Linked DNA regions of Homo sapiens: region 2 is linked to region 1. Evidence: read pairs that join two places in POLR2A ChIA-PET (ENCODE). Cell type or tissue: Panc1. All regions are shown on one strand. Each heading gives the region's core, and the rest is flanking DNA. Links, peaks and the distances in the headings are about the cores only. Region 1 overlaps TBL1XR1 (TBL1X/Y related 1). Region 2 overlaps TBL1XR1 (TBL1X/Y related 1).

What was found. Peaks named below come from ENCODE experiments on the same cell type or tissue, not always from the same donor. Only the 100,000 strongest peaks of a DNase experiment are listed, where the experiment ranks them.
Region 2: POLR2A ChIA-PET joins it to region 1 with 11 read pairs; 11 of 35 experiments call an interaction of 5 or more read pairs at or near these places.

The regions. Positions count from the first base shown.
Region 1 is chr3:177,107,843-177,114,588 of GRCh38, reverse strand. All of the region lies in intron 1 of TBL1XR1 (TBL1X/Y related 1), which reads left to right. Among named protein-coding and RNA genes, the nearest start is that of TBL1XR1-AS1, 74 kb to the right of the region's middle. In Panc1, for the core only: no CTCF peak of the experiment used is centred there; no DNase peak of the experiment used is centred there; H3K27ac peaks cover 2,381 bases.
Region 2 is chr3:177,186,282-177,193,027 of GRCh38, reverse strand. All of the region lies in intron 1 of TBL1XR1 (TBL1X/Y related 1), which reads left to right. Among named protein-coding and RNA genes, the nearest start is that of TBL1XR1, 7.8 kb to the left of the region's middle. In Panc1, for the core only: no CTCF peak of the experiment used is centred there; no DNase peak of the experiment used is centred there; H3K27ac peaks cover 1,990 bases.

The DNA of each region.
Region 1 (6,746 bases), core at 780-5,779:
GTGGCTCATGCCGTAATCCCAGCACTTCAGGAGGCCAAGGCAGGAGGATCTCTTGAGCCCAGGAGTTCAAGACTAGCCTGGACAACAGTGTGAGGGCCCGTCTCTACAAAAAGTTAAAAATTAGCTGGTCTTGCTGGGCAGCTACTTGGGAGGCTGAGTCAAGAGGATCTTTTGAACTTGGGGTTGGGGAGGTGGAGGTCAAGGCTGCAGTGAGCTATGATAACACTGCTGTACTCTAGCCTGGGCAACAAAGCAAGACCCTATCATATATATATCATATATCATATATATGTATCCATATATATGATGTGTGTATATATATATGATTATATATATGAGATGTATATATATATGATGTGTATGTATATATATGATGTATGTATACATATAGAGAGAGGAATGGTTGAATCTAGTGAATTAATAAATGCATTACCCCATAGTTACCATTTTGTGGTAAGAGCACATAACATCTACTCTACATTTTTCAAGAATATGCCATTTTTAACTTTAGTCAAATTGCTGTATAATTGATCTCTTGAAGTTTATTCTTTTTGTCTAACTGTAATTATGTATCCTTTGACCAACATTTACCCAGTAGTGGGATTGCTGGATCATATGGTGGTTATTTCTGTTTTAAATTTTTTTTTAGAAACCTTCATATTATTTTCAGTAATGGCCACCAACAGTGTGTTAAGGATTCTCTTTTCTCCATATTCTCAGCAGCACTTGTTGTCTTTTGTCTTTTTGATAATGTTCATACTGACTGGGGTGAGATAATATTTCATTGTGGTTTTGATTTTCCTGATGATTAGTGATGTCGAACATTCTTTCATAAACCCGTTGATATTTGCATGTCTTTTGAGAAATGTCTATTCAGGTCTTTTGCCATTTATTTATTTTTATTTAATTTTTAAATTGTTTATAGAGATGGGGTCTCCATATGTTGCCCAGGCTAGTCACAAACTCCTGGCCTAAAGCGATTCTCCAGCCTTCACCTTCTAAAATGTTAAGATTACAGGCATGAGCCACTGTGCCTGGCCATTTTGCCGATTTTAAATATTAGGTTATTTGATTTTTTGTTATTGAGTTGTCTTAAGTTCTTTTAGATATTATTTGTCAGATACATAATTTGCAAATATTTTCTCCTGTAGGTTATTGTTTTTCTCTGTTTATTGCTTTCTTTGCTGTGCAGAAGGTTTTGGTTTTATGTAATCCCATTTGTCTATTTTTGCTTTCGTTGCTTGTACTTTTTGAGGTCCTATCCAAAGAAAATCCTTGCCCAGATTGCTGTCAGGAAGTGTTCCTCTTGAGTTTTCTTTTAGTAATTTTCTAGTTTTGAGTCTTATGCTTAAGTCTTTAATCCATTTTTTTTGTTTAATTTTTGTATATGGTGAAAGATAAGGGTCTACTTTCATTTTTCTACATGTGAATATTCATTCTGTTTCCCCAAAACCATTTATTGAAGACACTGTTCTCTCCCCACTGTGTGTTCTTGGCACCTTTGTCAAAAATTAGTTGACTGTAAATGTGTAGATTTACTTTTGGGTTCTCTCTATTCTATTCCGTGTGTGTGTGTGTGTGTGTTTTGAGACAGTCTTGCTTCATCGGAGTGCAGTGCCACGATCTCTGCTCACAGCAACCTCTGCCTCCCTCCGCCTTTCAGATTCAAGCGATTCTCCTGCCTCAGCCTCCCGAGTAGCTGCGACTCCAGGCACATGGTACCACGCCCGACTAATTTTTGTATTTTTAGTAGAGACGGGGTTTCACCATGTTGGCCAGGCTGGTTTCGAACTCCTGACTTCGTGATCCGCCCGCCTCAGCCTCCCAAAGTGTTGGGATTACAGGTGTGAGCCACCGCACCCAGCAGGTCTTTGAGGGCTTTCACAAAAAAGTGTTCTCATACTTTTCTTTTTCTTGAAAAGTAGAAATTTGGCCGGGCACCTAATTACTTGTTTTTAAAACGGACAATATTATGTACTGTACAAAATAGTCAGATTTAAATGATACTGAGTGTGCCAGCAATGTAGAGTTTAATACTCATTTTATCACCTCTGATAAGAATGTTTAACCATTTCCGATCTCAATCTGTATGCATAAAACAAAGGGGATTGAATGAGACAGCTTTTCTTTAACTGTCCTATGATCAAAACAAGTTTTCCATGCTATTTAAATGATACTTTAGGCCGGGGGCCGTGGCTCGTGCCTGTAATCCCAGCACTTTTGGAGGCTGAGGTGGGTGGATCACCTGGGGTTAGGAGTTCTAGACCAGCCTGGCCAACGTGTCAAAACCCCACCTCTACTAAAAATACAAAAATTAGCTGAGCGTAGTGGCAGACGCCTGTAATCCCAGCTACTTGGGAAGCTGAGGTGGGAGAATTGCTTGAACCCGGGAGACGCAGGTTTTAGTGAGCCGAGGTGGTGCCACTGTACTTCAGCCTCGGCAACAGAGTCAGAGCCCCTCACAAAAAAAAAAAAAAAAAATATATATATATATATATATATATATATATATATTTGATTTTATATCTTTGTTGTCTTATTTCTTAGAAGGCAGGAGATATTTTCTTCTTCGTTTCAGGGCCTAGTTCTTATTTTTTAAAAGGCTTCAAAGGATCTTAGCAGTCAATCCAATAAACCCAGTCATTGCTTGTTGGTGGTGAGTCTTAAGAGGCTTAAGTTGTAGGCCTAAGACCACTGGCACCCTACAGGCAGAGTTGGGATGAGGACCCAGGTGCATTGTAAAAGGTTCCCTAAACCGTTTCTCTTTCTGTGAATAAATGACCTTGGTTTAATGTTTAGCTCTGACTCATCTGAAATCTAAAGTGAAATGTCAATATTAACAGCCACCATATAGGGTATGGCAAAGAGATTCCTGACACGTGAACTGCACCTGGTTTGGGAAGGTGTGATGCATTCTTAAAACAGCATATCCTTCGTGGATTGGGTGCCCTGGAAGATATGTCCAGGAGATGCTTATAAGATGATAGTGGGCCTGGCGCAGTGGCTGAAGCCTGTAATCTCAGCAGTTAGGGTGGCCTAGATGGGCAAATAACTTGAGGTCAGGAGTTCAAGACCAGCCTGGCCAGCATGGTGAAACCCAGGCTCAACCGATCCTCCCAGCTATTTTGTCTCTACTAAAAATACCCAAATTAGCCTGGCATGGTGGCATGCACCTGTAGTCCCAGCTACTCGGGAGGCTGAGGCAGGTGAATCGCTTGAACCCAGGAGGCAGAGGTTGCAGTGAGCCGAGATAGCGCCACTGCACTCCAGTCTGGGCAACAGAGAAAGGCTCTGTCTTTAAAAAAAAAAAAAAAAAATCAATCATAGTGGTTTCTCAGTGGAACTCAGGTGTGTCTAACCCAGGGTAACTTTTGTATCGTTTGTGGATTCTTTGCCCTTTGCATACCTACCTGAATAATGATATGGTGATGGTGATGATAGTAGGGAGAGGTGCAAAGACAATAGCTCCTGGATTGCATGTCCTCCTGTTGTGTGCCTGGCGTGATACTGCCCTGCTAGCCTGTCCTGTCCTGTAGCTTTCTCTGTAAACACATGCCAGGTGTGGCCTACTTAGGTTTTGTGAATTTGTCTAGTTGAGTCTGAGTTGTTAGAGCAGTTCCTTTCAACTGTTGATTTGCTTGACGTGAGATCAAGGGGGTGAAAATCATACACAACACATTTTTTTCCTCTTTGTTTGAAAGATATTTTCCTCTTCTGGACCCTATCTAGAAGAAGTATTCCTTAGACAATTTCCGGCTTCTTTTCTCTCATGAAGAGGAGGTAAGATTTTTGTTCTCACACTTATCTGCTTCCCAAAATATCCCCCCCGTTCTCATTAAGTTCTGACCACTCCTTCCTCTCATCTCATTTAATTCTTATTCATATCTAGAATTGTGTTTTAGGTACAATAGTAGGCATAAGTCACAGACATACTGTCATTTATTCCTGTGCATTTACAATAGAAGGTATTGAAAAAATTCAGCTTAGTGTCTTCATAGTTCTAGCTTTATGCATTTTCACAGACATTTATCCTTTGCCTCCTCTTTGTCTTCTGCTGAAGAATAGTGAACACAGTAGGGAAAAAAAAACCACAAAACCAAGACCAGGTGTTCTTAAGCAAAGAAGTTCTGGTTTGTGTTTTGTTATTTTTCCCTAGTCAGGTATTTTAAATTCGTAATGGTGGGTGTATAGCCCTAGATACATTGTAAGCTTTGCTGGATATTTACAAATTGTTGCCTAAACTGTAGAAGGGCTTAAGTCATTAGACATTCTATTTTAGTGACATTTTTCTGTTTTTCTGTATCATGTGTCTTGGAAAAACTTTGAAGTTCTTTGATGTTAATTTTGTAAGAATGTGTGTCTGAAAATATTTTGACTGAATAGACTCTGGGTTACAGTTAAGAATTTCTTTGATTTGGCACATCTTCTCTTTAGCATTTCATAGCTTTTATCATGGCCTGCATATACAACATGTCAATTATAATGCCTGATAGGTCTCCTAGGAGTTGTAGCTTCACAATATATAGGAGGCATCAGGCACAAATCGATACTGCAGAGAAAAAATTAGAGTAACTAAAACATAAATGACGTATTTTGTGAATAAGGAAGTGTTCTAGGTATGCCTTCCAGTAGTAAGCGGACAACACCAAGATATAAGGCACGTCTTCATACATCATTGTCTGTACACAGAACATCGAGCATACAGGAAGCTTCCTGAGTATCTTGCTGTCTCTCAATTGAAATACAAACCAACTCTGGCTCTGACCATCCTACTTTAATATTGCAACCCAGGGGTTCCTCTTTCACCTCTCTTCCCCCCAACTTCTGAATCCCTTTACCCTGCTTGGACTTTTTCTTTTTTCATAGCATTTATGATTGTAACATTACTTATTAATCAAAATTCTGCTGGAATTTAAACTGTGAGAGAGCAGGGATCTGTGTTTTATTTACTGATGTATTTTAGTAAGTTTTGTCCCCAGTGGGTGAATTAATAGTAACTCGATGTAAAGGGCTAACTTTTAATGTTAACAATCTCTAGTAGAAAGGTTAATTACAATTTGTTTTTTCTTCCTTCTTCCTTTCTTTCCCCACCTCTTCTTTCTTCCCATAGTTCTGTTGTCTACTGCAGGACAAATCTTACAATCATCCCAAAATACAAAAACAAAACAACCTTCTGTTTAGTCTTGGAGGTAAACATAGGCTTTAAATTACATTTCTTCCTATTCTCTTAAAGGGGACTTGCTTGATAGTTTGTATTTTCTTGAGTAACTAATGCATTTCTAATGGAGAGAGTTCATTTAGTGTGCAGGTTCTTTGTTTCTGATTGAATGTTTGGTTGCTTTCATATTCAGTTTATGTTCAATTAAAAAATTGGGAAAAGGTATGAAATTGACAATTTTAAATGTAATTTTGTTTATATATTAACTTGTTTTTAAAAATTAATTACAAATATACAATTTACTTGTTTTTTCCCCATATTTATCTGTGAATTAGATTATGATTTAGGATTGTTAGAAAATGTGAAAAGAAAACATGTTTGACAATAACATTTTCATCTCTATTATAGAAGTGATTTTTGGTATCCAGATATCCTTATCCCATCAAAAAGCTAAAATGCAAGCTCATTTTCTGTTAATTTTTAAGATGGGCATAACATTTCTTCTCATCGCTGCTTGGTGAACATTAGCTAGTATTGCCACAACTTATGGCCAGTGTTTTCTGTTTCTTCCTTCCTTCTATTTGCTCTGGCAAAGAGGACGCATTTCCAGGACCAGTCTCAGCTAGCCCAGTGTCTTTATTGTCTGTTTCTTTGTTGTTTGCATTAATAAAAATACCATTAGTATTTTTTAAACTCATGGAAATTCATAATTCAAACAATTTTTTTGCTTAGGGAGTTGATTCTTTTTGTTCTTTTAATACTATACTATTTTTAACCTTTTTGCTCCCTTTTAAACTATACATGCAGTTATAATTAACTGATATTAGTATTACTTCTGTGCGAAAATGCCTTTAGGCATTCAATAGGATTATAAATCCTAGTTTATTTTCTTTACAATAAGCCAAACACTATGTTCATACTTGTTATCAAGCTGTCTAATACACTATATAGATGAAGACACTGAGGGCTTGCTTACAGTTGTATGGATATGATGTGAAAGAGCTGAGTTTTTAAACAGAACAGAAAGCCTTATTCTTTCCATTCTTACCCCCACTGTCTTTTAAGTTTCTAAAGATGGCAGAGGAATGTTGAAGTTTAATACTTATAATTTTCTTAATGAACTTCATTATTATATATAGGGCCACATAAGATACTATGTTTGAATTCCTTAGAAAATTTCCTTTTCATAGAATGGTTATATATTTTTAGTAGGCAGTGTTTAAATAGTAAGTGTTTTTGCTTGGTCTGTTAATTTATTTGATTTAAAAAAATGTTTACCTCATTTAACCTAAAAGCTTCTTTGCTTTATCCTGGATCTGTAGAAATTTGGATGGTTCTGGGAATTGCTTCAGAGTCAACAAACTATGACCTGTGGACCATATCTGGTGTGTTATCTTTTTTTTTTTTGAATAAAGTTTTATTAGAAAGAGTAATGCCCATTCATTTTTTAATGTATTGTCTGTGGCTACTTTGCTGTATAATAGCAGAGTTGAGTAGTAGTGACAGAGACCAAATGGCCTGCAAAATAAAAAAATATCTGCTAACTGGCCATAGTTTGCCTTAGACCATTGCGTGCCAATGACTGAGA
Region 2 (6,746 bases), core at 1,159-6,158, 78 kb before region 1:
GTGCTTGCCACCACTCCCGGCTAATTTTTGTGTTTTTAGTAGAGATGGGGTTTCAGCATGTTGGCCAGGCTGGTCTCGAACTCCTGACCTCAGGTAACGTGCCTGCCTCGGCCTCCCAAAGGGCTGGGATTATAGGCATGAGCCACATTGCGCCTGGCCCTAATGTGTTTGTTTCTTCATCAGTGTAAGGGGACAGTCAACTTTCATAGAGTTAAGAAGATCCAGTTAGTGTGTGAGAGGTACTTAGAACAATGGTTGACATTCTAAGCATCCTGTAAGTGTAAGTTGCTCCTGATAGGTTTGATTTTTGAAGTTTGTTTCTTTGTATTACATTTTATTTGCTTGTTATTTATTTTAGTAGGGGCATAATGTCATAGGAAGGATTTGATAGCTCCATTTCCTAAGTAACCCATTTGAAGTAAACTTAGCTTGGTTTTTTTTACTCTTAAAAAGTTGTGGTTTAAGGCTTACATATACTATGAATAATTTACATGATTGGTGTAGGTACGGTGGTGGATCTTTTTTGCATGCCTTTGTTGCTATTCTGTCATCTGGGTTGGACTTCTTAAGCCTACTTGCACCATTTGAAACATTTTTCAACTTACTTTCTTTCTTTTTTTTTTTTTTTTGAGATAAAGTCTCACTTTGTTTGTTGCCCAGGTTGGAGTGCAGGTTGGAGTGCAATGGCGCGATCTCCTCTTACTGCAACCTCGCGCCTCCTGGGTTCAAGCGATTCTCCTGCCTCAGCCTCCTAGCTGGGATTATAGGCATGCGCCACCACGCCCAGCTAATTTTTGTATTTTTAGTAGAGACGGGGTTTCACCATGTGGTCTCCATCTCTTGACCTTGTGATCTGCCCGCTTTGGCCTCCCAAAGTGCTGGGATTACAGGCGTGAGCCACCGCGCCCAGCTTCAACTCTTTTTTTTTTTTTTTTGAGACAGAGTCTTGCTCTGTCACCCATGCTGGAGTGCAATGGTGCGATCTCGGCTCACTGCAACCTCTGCCTCCCGGGTTCAAGCGATTCCCCTACCTCAGCCTCCCAAGTAGCTGGGATTACAGGCGCCTGTCACTTGCCTGGCTAATTTCTTGTATCTTTAGTAGAGATGGGGTTTCACCATGTTGGTCAGGCTGGTCTCGAACTCCTGACCGCCCGTCTCGGCCTCCCAAAGTGCTGGGATTACAGGCATGAGCCACCGTGCCAGGCAAACTCTTTAAATACAAAGGGAACTCTTTCAAGGTTTGGGTCCAGCAGAACCTAGGGTCTGCCTTTTAGGCTGTAGTGATTACTTTGGGTAGGTGGTTTTATTTTATTTTTCCTGACCACTTTTTATCTGTGTATTCTTTTCCGTATTATCAGATGCTGTCTAGATAGTTGTCCTTAGAAGTTCAGTTCCTCTATGAGCCTTATCTTATGTTCACTTCCCATTTTTAACCATACTTAATTTAGCACTAGTGTTCACTTTGCTAATAGTCAAAAGTTCTATGTATCAGGACTATACAGGTGCTTTGACAAGTACTGTGACAGTCTGAGTGCTGATGCCTGAATTTAACAGTGAGAAAATTGAGGCTCAGGTAGTAGGGGACAGAGCAGGAATTTAGGCCCAGTTTGTGTGAATTCTAGGCCAGTGTTGTTACCTAGCAGTCTGTCTTCTCAATGAATGAATGGTTGTAGGTCTGGATTATTAAGTTTTTATTTGGTTGCCCTGAGCAACCTTTCTTATTCATTTTATCTTCTGTAACTACTGACAGTGTAATTTATTTAAAGTACTGGTTTCATCTTGTCAGTTCCCCTGCTGGAGAACCCATAATGGATTCTCTTTGCCAACTGGATTGAATTTGTATGCTTCAGTCTGGCTTTTAAGAAGGTTCCATTCTACCTATTCAGCTTTATTTCTCACTCTTAGTTGGGATTCTTGCCGGCCTCTCAAATACGGTAGTTTTTGCCATACTCACTACTTTGCTTTTGTGCATGCTGTTGTTCCCTTTGTCCTTCTTATAGCCTAGTTTCAGTCCCCCTTCTTCCATGAATCCTTTTCTGGCCATCCTGACTCAGGATATTTCTTCTCTGAGATTCCATTGCACTTAATGAAGATCACAAATCCCATAACTGTTTATTGTTTTGTTGCCCCAACTACGATGTTTCTTGAACGGATGGACCTTTTTCCTTCCAGCATTTGGCAGAGTTCTTAATACCATTTTCATGTTAAAATGGATTGTGAGGGCCTGTGTTAAAATGGGAGCAGTGACAGCCCTGTTCCACTGTAATGTGGCAGCATCTTCTTTTTGAGTTAGACCTTAAAGATTTAGGTGTGCTATAGTCACATTTAACTGTTCATTTAAATTTTAGTGCTGCCAGAGTTGCAAAGGAAGAAAAATTTGTTAGTTTCTTAGATGAAAATGGATGGTTTTGACTGGGTACGGTGGCCCACGCCTGTAATCTCTGCACTTTGGGAGGCCCAGGCAGGGGGATCACCTGAGGTCAGGAGTTTGAGACCAGCCTGGCTAACATGATAAAATGTTTAGCTCTACTAAAAATACAAAAAATTAGCTGGGAGTGGTGGCACACGCCTATAATCCTAGCTACTCAGGAGGCTGAGGCAGGAGAATAGCTTCAACCCGGGAGGCGGAGGCTGCAGTGAACTGAGATTGCGCCACTGCACTCCAGCCTGGTCAACAAGAGCATCAACTCCGTCACATACACAAAAAAAGAAAATGGATGGTTTTGCCCTTTTAATTCTGGAATAGTAGCCACAGTACTGGGGGAAAACCTAGTCTAGTTAGGAATTGTGTCACAGTAAGTTGACTTTATCTGGTTATATATGTGTCAGGTAGTTAGGTATAATGATGCTTAAGATTTTGGACTCTTTTTTTTTTTTTTTTTTTTTTTTTTTTTGAGATGGAGTTTCACTCTTGTTGCCCGGGCTGGAGTGCAATGGCACATGCTTGGCTCACTGAAACCTCCGTCTCCTGGGTTCAAGCGATTTTCCTGCTTCAGCCTCCCCAGTAGCTGGGATTACAGGTGTCCGCTTACACGCCCAGCTAGAACTTTATTTTCTTAATCTGTTAGGTTTTTTCTTCATTATTTCCTTAGTAGTGTACCTAAGTTAAGATAGTGTTTTTAGATCTCACTGTTTTACAGCATTCTGACTGCACTGGAGTTTCATTTGAGCCATTACTATTAATTTATTAACATTCAGTATAGGATATATGTATTATACAATGTAAGTGAGTTTTATCTACCAGAAGAATGTCTCTTAACCATCTCCCTTCAGTAAATTTTTATGGTAAGACTGTGCTGTATTAGTTCCAGCCAACCAGGGTAATTGACTATAAAGGCAACTAATTTGGTGTTACATCCTTCTTTTTTTTTTTTTTTTGAGATGGAGTCTTGCTCTGTCTCCCAGACTGGCTGGATGTGATCTCCGCTCACTGCAACCTCCGCCCCCTGGGTTCAAGCGATTCTCCTGCCTTAGCCTCCCAAGTAGCTGGGATTACAGGTGCTGGCCACCACGCCTGGCTAATTTTTTTGTAATTTTAGTAGAGATGGGGTTTCACCATGTTGGCTAGGCTGGTCTTGAACTCTTGACTTCAGGTGATCCACCCACCTTGGCCTCCCAAATTGCTGGGACTAACAGGCGTGTACCACCACGCCCAGCTAATTTTTGTATTTTTAGTAGAGATGGGATATCACCTTGTTGGCCAGGCTGGTCTTGAACCTCTGGGCCTTGTTATCTGCCCACCTCGGCTTCCCAGAGTGCTGGGATTATAGGCGTGAGCCACCACACCTGGCCTGAAATTGTTATTTCTTATTTTTATTTTGAGACAAAGACTCATTCTGTTGCCTAAGCTGGAGTGCAGTGGCATGATCTTGGCTCACTGCAATCTCCACCTCCTGGGTTCAAGCGATTCTACTGCCTCAGCCTCCTGAGTAGCTGGGACTACAGGAACGTGCCACCATGCCCGGCTAATTTTTTTGTATTTTTAGTAGAGATAGGGTTTCGTTATGTTGGCCAGGCTGGTCTTGAACCCCTGACCTCGTGATCCACCCGCCTCGGCCTCCCCAAGTGCTGGGATTACAGGCGTGAGCCACCGCACCCGCCCAAAATTTTTAATATTTATGTATAGAATGTAAGCTTTTCAGCATGATTTTGAATCAAACAAAATGAGTTAGATTGAAAGCTCTGCTTTCTGAGAGCTTAGATTTGTAACTCAGAATTAGTGTGGACTGTAAGGATCATGCTGAAAGGTTAATACATTTTGGTAAACATAGAGTACCCAGATTCAGGAGATTTATGTGAAATGAATAGGTTTGAGGGATGAGGGAGGAGGAATACCTGTTGAACATTTAAACTGTGAAGTTTGCCACCTATTTTCCCCTTTATTGAAGGTTTCAGGAGGTAGAATTTAAAAAAACAAAACTCTGGGCTGCAAGGGTCAGAGATGGTCATTACGGTATCTTAATAGAGTAATTTCTTTTTTTTGACGGAGGTTTGCTCTTGTTGCCCAGGCTGGAGTGCAATGGCGCAATTTTGGCTCACTGCACCCTCCACCTCCCAGGTTCAAGCAGTTCTCCTGCCTCAGCCTTCTGAGTAGCTGGGATTACAGGCATGTGCCACCACACCTACCTAATTTTGTATTTTTAGTAGAGATGGAGTTTCGCCATGTTGGCCAGGCTGGTTTGAACCTCTGACCTCAGGTGATCTGCCCACCTTGGCCTCCCAAAGTGCTGGTGGGATTACAGGTGTGAGCCACTGTGCCTGGACAGTAATTCTTTTTTATATGAAATTGTATTCTCTGGGCCGGGCACGGTGGCTGATGCCTGTAATCCCAGCACTTTGGGAGGCCGAGGTGGGTGGATCACGAGGTCAGGAGTTCGAGACCAGCCTGACCAACATGGTAAAACCCCGTCTCTACTAAAAATACAGAAATTAGCCGGGTGTGGTGGCATGTGCCTGTAATCCCAGCTACCTGTTAGCCTGAACCTGGGAGGTGGAGGTTGCCATGAGCTGAGATCGTGCCACTGTATTCCTGCCTGGGCAATAGAGCGAGACTCCATCTCAAAAAAAAAAAAAAAAAAAAAAAAGGAAATTGTACTCTGGACTCTCAAGCTTTTTTTTTTTTCTTTTTAAATGTTTAAAAATTTTAATTACCTTAAAATGGTGGATTTTTTTTTAACTTTTTAATAAACTAGGTGTCAGTCTATTTGATATCTTCGGTATTTTGTCTGAGATCGGATGTGGAATCAATAAGTGCTTTTTTTCCTGATAACCTTTTGTGTTTCTCTTTTCTTCTCATTGTGTCTTTTTCAGCACAGTGGAGAGCGGGACATTGTAAAGAGACATTCAGTGACTCAGTTTTTGAGTGGATGCTTTTGTTTTTTGTTCTTAGTTTGCATCTGCTTGAATGGGGTAGCATTTTAACATGGGTCTAATATTAAGCAAACAAGTATTTTTAAACCAATTCTTTGTAAAGCCATGGTTACATGAGTAAATCACTTAGCTTCTATAAATGTCTATTAAGATGATCAGATGAAATGTTACCTGAAGTTCTCTTATTTGTGCAAATACTTGAATGAGTATACTCGATACTTCAATTCCTTTATTAAGATCCTAGGATTCTTTTTTTTTTTTTTTTTTGAGATAGAGTCTCTGTTGTCCAGACTGGAGTGCAATAGCACAATCTTGGTTCACTGCAACCTCTGCCTCCCGGGTTCAAGCGATTCTCCCTGCCTCAGTCTCCCGAGCAGCTGGGATTGCAGGCGCCCGCCACCACACATGGCTAATTTTTGTATTTTTAGTAGAGATAGGGTTTTGCCATGTTGGCCAGGTTGGTCTCGAACTCCTGACTTTTTTTTTTTTTTGAGACAGAGTCTTGCTCTGTTGCCCAGGCTGGAGTACAGTGGCACGATCTCGGCTCATGGCACACTCCGCCTCCCGGGTTCATGCCATTCTCCTGCCTCAGCCTCCTGAGTAGCTGGGACTGCAGGGGCCCGCCACCACGCCCGGCTAATTTTTTTGTGTTTTTAGGAGAGACGGGGTTTCATCCTGTTAGCCGGGATGGTCTCGATCTCCTGACCTTGTGATCCGCCCGCCTCGGCCTCCCAAAGTGCTGGAATTACAGGCGTGAGCCACCACGCCTGGCCGAACTCCTGACTTTTAAGTGATCTGCCAGCCTCAGGCTCCCAAAGTGCTGGGATTACAGGTGTGAGACACCACGACTGGCCATGATTTCAATTTTATGAGTTTTGACGGGGATCTATATGGAAATTTTTTTTAGAGTATTTAAGTACTAAAAATCTACAGCCTTTCATAGAGTAATAGTCTGGAAAGTATGTGACATGAGCATAAGCAAACACCTTGCCAGATGGGGTATAGTAATAACATATTTTAGTGGTTACCTTCAACTGTGAATAGAACACAGTTTATGGGTTAGGGAGAGATGTTTTATTCTCTTCCTTTAATTTCAACAGGCTAATTGGGAAGAGTGTATACTAATGTTGCTACATTTCTGTTTAGTGGCTATCATATGTCATTAACTCACAGTATAAGGCAATTGACTCATCTACTTTGGGTTTCTGAAATAAGGTAATGAGAATAGATAATGAATTTATCTTTTCTTTTTCTGCAATTACCTTTTTATGGGGCAGAACTTATAAAAAATAAGGATTTTAGGATACGATTTGTAGCTGTAGCAGTGCTCTTTGGCACTCATTCATATAACAATGTAATATACATGCTTAAGATTT